Linked DNA regions of Mus musculus: region 1 is linked to region 2. Evidence: chromatin contacts called from ENCODE Hi-C or POLR2A ChIA-PET data. All regions are on one chromosome and are shown on one strand. Each heading gives the region's core, a stretch centred on a gene start or an enhancer-like site at or near the end of the contact. The rest is flanking DNA. Distances are from core to core; before and after follow the strand shown. Region 1 holds the start of Rabepk (Rab9 effector protein with kelch motifs). Region 2 holds the start of Gapvd1 (GTPase activating protein and VPS9 domains 1).

Region 1 (2,715 bases), core at 54-2,553, 45 kb after region 2:
CACCCAGTGGGAATTTAATAAAATTAACAAGCATTCTGTGGTAATTACTGCCGCCCCTATCTTTCCTTCCTGTAAATTTTCACACTGCTAGTGGATATTTAAAGCCAGTTTCAAGGAGTTGGCATGGCTCTGTGGTAGAGTGTCTGTTTAGCATGGGCAAAGCTCTGGGTTCAAGTCCCAGAAAATTTCAAAGGTTATTTAAAGAGATTACCCCTTTCCAGTCTCTCAAGTTACTGCTCCTGCCTCAGGGATTAGCAATATACATCACATACACCCTCGGCAGGAAGGCTTAATCAGGACTTGGGTTTAGACCACAATATATATGACTGTATCCATTTAACCACCATATTACAGGAGTCATTCTGAACGTAATTATCTTTTCTTTTAAACTCATTACTCATTTAGAGACACGGTCTTATGTACCTTAGGCTAGCCCCCACTCATTATGTAGCCAAGGATGACCCTGAACTTCTGCTTCTCTTGCTGCCACCTCCCAAAAGCTGGAATTACAGGCAAACACCACCATACCTTTTTATGCCTTCTGGAGATCAAACCCAGGGCTAAGTTCTCGATAGGCAGGCAGTCTACCAATTGAACTACACCCTTACATCCCTGAATGTAACTATCTATTTAAAAGTCTGTAATCGGCCAGGCATGGTGGTGCACTACATGGCACTAGAGAGGCTTGAGGCAGCAGAGGCCAGCTTGAGCTACACAGTGAGACTTGTCTCAAAATAAAAGTAACAGAAAAGTATCGAAACTAGATTCCAAAATGTTAGCATGTCCGGCCTTCTGATTCATTCCGATAACTTACCAATGGACCTGCAGAGTGTAGAAGTGAAGGACAAACGAATGAAGAAAGGGAATTAAAGGAGAGTTGGGCCGATGAGGCCCACAAGCGGGCTAGGCTAATGACCACAGGGTCAGCCCAGAGCTTAGAGGGGCCGGCGTGGCGGGGACTCTCCTAGCCACCTCCTTTGCGTCCCCTCTGCCGGCCACATCTCCGCGCGAAAGAAGTCGGGGTCAGGGAGAAATGGCTGCCAGCTTTCCCCAAAACTGACCGGCCGGAGACCATGGGTACTACCCCTCCCACCCAGTTCAAGCCTACTGCCTTAAGAGACCTCCAGCCCAGCACCTATTACCTGCCGCAGCCCCCGCATGTCCTGGACGTGGCTCCACCCATGGGGCGGAGCTTAGGAGCCCGTCCTCTTCCCCAGTCCCGGAAGCGCGTCCAGGCCAACCGCTCTACGCCTCCGGGTCTCCGGGACTACGCGCCAAACTTAGTCAGGGCCTCCCGGAACTCTGCGTACTGGTTGGCATCCGGTCCATAACTCCAATTTCGGGTCCCGACGGAGTTTGTTACAGCAGTCCTTAGTAGTGACTTCTGAAGGGGAAGGATGGGTTGGAACTCACGTAAGCCAGGCTGACCTTGAATTCTGCTTCAGGCTCCCGAGTGAGATTTCCTGCATGCCATAGGATGCTAGGTTTTGCCTGTGCAGGTTTGAGGTTGGTTCAAACTGTGGATCCTAAAGCGGGTTATTTCCATAATCGCTGTTTGTGGTTACAGCACGTTCCAGACCACAGGCCCTGGGCTTTCCGGGAGCTCACAGGCTGAGCAGAGAGATTAAACACGAAGGACAACTAGGAGGTCCTATTGTAAACGCTGAAGAATAAAAAGTTCATTGACACTGTATGTTCTTGGGGAAAGTTATTAATACTTTTGGTGTCTTCTCTCAGCGACACACAAATTTTAAGATTTCCATAGAGGTTGTAGTCGGGAATTTTTATGGAGGCCCAGAGCTGGTCCTTTGTAAAAGCCGTGATTATTTTTATCTAGACACAAACTACCTCTGTTGACAGCTTCATCTGCATCCTCTCTGATCTATGTCCTAGCTATAGGTGCCCCGTGACTTTCCTAAAACAAAGATAGCTCGCCTATGTGCCTATGTGTGAACAGAGTACCATACTCTGAGCTCACTAACTTCCCTCAGAACTCAAGACAGCCTAGAAACAGAAGTAGTGTGTCTTTAGTGGGAGAGGGAAGACAGACTGGCTTCAAACAAGCTCCCGCACTAAATGGGAAATGTCTGACGAGTCTGCTCCTCTCTGAACCCTAGTTTACTCATAGATAGAATGGGAATAGCAATATCGGAACACAGCTGTCTAGAGAATTTACTAGTGCAAGTAAAAGAAAAACTTGGGTTTTAATTTTGAGACAGGGTCTCATGCAGTCCAGGCTTGCCTCCCATCTCACTGTATACCTGAGGATGGTCTTGAACTCCTGATTCTGCTGCCTCCACCATACAAATGCTGTGATTTACAGAAAAGATTTACAATGCTCCCACTCCAATTTATTTATTTAGTTACTTGAAAATATAACCAAAATTCATGGACAAAGTAAAATTGGGCTACAGCTCTCTTCACAACTTTGCCATTATATTTCCAATACCTGAGTCTTTGTGATTGCCTGTAATTATCAGAAAGCTCCCATAGACTGCCAAAGAATTTAGAGGTATGCACTCACTCTGCTTTCTTTTTTTTTTTTTTTTAAGATTTATTTATTATATGTAAGTACACTGTAGCTGTCTTCAGGCACACCAGAAGAGGGTGTCAGATCTCATTACGGGTGGTTGTGAGCCACCATATGGTTGCTGGGATTTGAACTTGGGACCTTCGGAAGAGCAGTCAGTGCTCTTACCCGCTGAGCCGTCTCGC
Region 2 (2,700 bases), core at 144-2,643:
CAGCAAGTGCACAGACGCCAAGCCCGGCGCGCGTTTGCGGGTGCACGGCGTCCCCAGCCCGGAGCGTCCGGCGCGTCCCTGGCGGCGCTCCCAAGCCATTCGGTCCGCTCCTGGCCTCCCGGGCTCGGCTGCCCACCTGCCCCGGACGCCCACAGAGGCGACCCGCGCTACTGCGCCCCTTCCCGCCCCGTCGCGCTCCCACCCCATCCCCCCCATGCGCCCTGTGTCCCCGCCGCCTCAGGCAGGCTGCCGGAACCCGCACGCCGCCACCCCTCTCGCGGGGCCCGGCCGCGCGGCTTCCCACCCGAGCGACGCCGGGCACGGGGCAGGCCCGGGGCCCGGGGCGGGGCGGCCGTCAGGCGCGGGCTGCGGTGCTAGGCCAGACGGCGGGGCACGCGGTGCGGACCGGCCGGGGACGCGCACTCACCGGTGAGGTCATGCGGAGGACGGCGCCCAGGTCCTCGCTGGACTGCCTCTCGGCCTCGGAGCCGTCGCCCTCGCTGCGAACTGCCACCGCCGCCCAGCCGCCGCCACAGATCGCCAGTCGGTTTCCCTGCCTCCTGCGGCGGCGCTGCCCCCTCAGCAGTGCGCGTGCGCGGCGCCGCGGGGGCCCCTGGGATCGGTGGTCCGGACCACGGCCGCCCTTCCGCTCCCGGTCGCGAACCGCCTTGCCAGGACCTGTACGCCGATCCTCCGCCCTCACGTCTCCGTGTACCTGGTGCTAGAGAAGACGGGTGGAAGAAAAATGACACTCCTCTCTTGCTCGGAACATCATCCAATAGCCAGCCTCTCTCTCTCTCTCTCTCTCTCTCTCTCTCTCTCTCTCTCCTCTCTCTCTCTCTCTCTCTCTCTCTCTCTCTCTCTCTCTCTCTCTCGCTCTTCCCCTTTCACTTAAAAGCTATGCCAATTGGACGGTATCTTCATTTTTAACTTATAAATATAATTTCCCACTTCTCGTTTTGTCGATTTTTATTGTAACTGTGTTATTTAAAAATAACATTACATTAAATAAACTGTAAACTGTGTTACATTAAATAGGCTTAGGTCGGTTTTGTTTTTTCAAAAAAAAAAAAAAAATGAAAGGACGCGTCAAGTTAGCAGAAGTGAACAGTCCCAGAAACCTTAGAGCTAGAACATACCTTAAAGGTCATCGGTGCAGCTCCCACCCAAGCAGGAATGGCCTCCACGTCTCACTTCTGTTTCGGATGTTCCAGTATCAGCTCACTACCTCTCAGGAGTACAGCCTGCTCCTCTCTGTTGCACAGCTCTAAATGTTAGAAAGTTCTGCCTTCTGCTGAGCTGAAATCTGCTTCCCTTGTCTTTCCTCCCTTTGCAGGTAGTTATTCTGCCTGGAAGCAAGGAGAATTGGTTCCCACTTGACAGCCCTTTAAAATATTGAAGACAATGAATATATCCTGCAACACCACGAGTCTCATGCTCCGCCCCCAAGGTGGGGGGAGGGGGAAGTGAAAACTCATCTTCCCAACTATTCAAACATAAATCAGATCCCAGACAGCTTTCCACCCGTCTTCCATACACCTCCTTTAAAAATCATCAGAATTGAACTAGCATGGTAGCTCTCACCTGTAATCTAAAACCTTTGGGAGGCTGAAGCAAATGTCTCAGAATTAGACAAAAGTTTAAACCAGCCTGAGCTACACAGGATGTCTAGACCAGCGGGAGCTATCCTTTGAGACCCTGCCTCAAAAGGAAATTCTTTTGTCACAATTTGCTTCCTATTTGCTACTTTGTTACAATAGCATTGTGGGTATCAAGTAAAATGTCTTTGGTACCATGTTGCCATTCAACAGAGTTCAATTAAAGATTATCAGTCGGGTCTGTTACATTGTACAAAGCACCAACCAGATGAAAAAGCAAGTGGATACAATTTACAATATAAAGTGGAGAGTATCTCCCATAGATTGAGTTTTGTAACAATAAACTAAATTACAAAGTGCTATGAAGAATTACAAAGTGTTATGAGATTCCAGAGAAAGAGACCATATTGAATTAAGAAATCAAGACCTAGGCTGAGTTTTGTGGCCCATGACTTTAATCCCAGCAGTTGGAAGGCAAAATCAGACCAATCTCAGAGTTCCAGGATAACCAGGATTATACAGAGCCCCTGTCTCAAAAGGCCAAAGAAGAAAAGAAAGAAAGGAAAAGAGATTTGGCTGTGACTAGATTCCAAGGTAGATGAGTCAGGATCCCAGCACTCAAGAGGCAAAAACAGGCAGGCGGAGGCAAAAACAGGCAGGCAGATCTCAAGGCTAGCCTAGTCTACAGAGCAAGTTCCAGGACAGTGCTACACAGAGAAATCTTGTTTAAAAAAAAAAAAAAAAAAAAAAAGGAAAAGAAAAAGAAAAAGAAAAAGAAAAAAAATCCAGAAAAAGAGAGGGGGAGGATATAAAATTTGTAGACTGCATAAGGGAAAACCCCCTTGAACAGAAGATTGTGTTCAAAGGCTCCAGAGCTCCAGAGCACAAAATCCACCTGCCTCTGCCTCCCAAGTGCTGGGATTAAAGGCTTGTGCCACCACTGCCCAGCTTGAAGAAAGGCTTTCAAAGACACAAAAGGAAACCTTCAAGTAAAGGCATTTGCCACCAAACCGAACCACCAGAGTTTGACACCAAACACCCCACATAGGGGAGGAAGGATAAATGACTCCTGCAATATTTTCTGACCACCACTGTGGCAAAA

What was found. A loop is a pair of places that touch in the nucleus more often than their neighbours do. ChIA-PET counts read pairs that join two places held with the same protein, here RNA polymerase II (POLR2A).
Region 1: a loop to region 2 is called in a map of heart, with 13 times the contacts of the local background. The contact joins the promoter of Rabepk here to the promoter of Gapvd1 in region 2. A Hi-C loop is called at or near these places in 1 of 37 maps with a recorded cell type or tissue (heart). POLR2A ChIA-PET finds 5 or more read pairs at or near these places in 2 of 5 experiments (Patski and embryonic stem cell).

What each region holds. Positions count from the first base shown.
Region 1 is chr2:34,798,609-34,801,323 of GRCm38, forward strand. It overlaps Rabepk (Rab9 effector protein with kelch motifs), which reads right to left and starts at 1,304. Exons shown (of 8, transcript NM_145522.4): 1 at 1,143-1,304. The coding sequence starts at 1,160.
Region 2 is chr2:34,753,839-34,756,538 of GRCm38, forward strand. It overlaps Gapvd1 (GTPase activating protein and VPS9 domains 1), which reads right to left and starts at 1,394. Exons shown (of 27, transcript NM_001356441.1): 1 at 1,140-1,394; 2 at 428-721.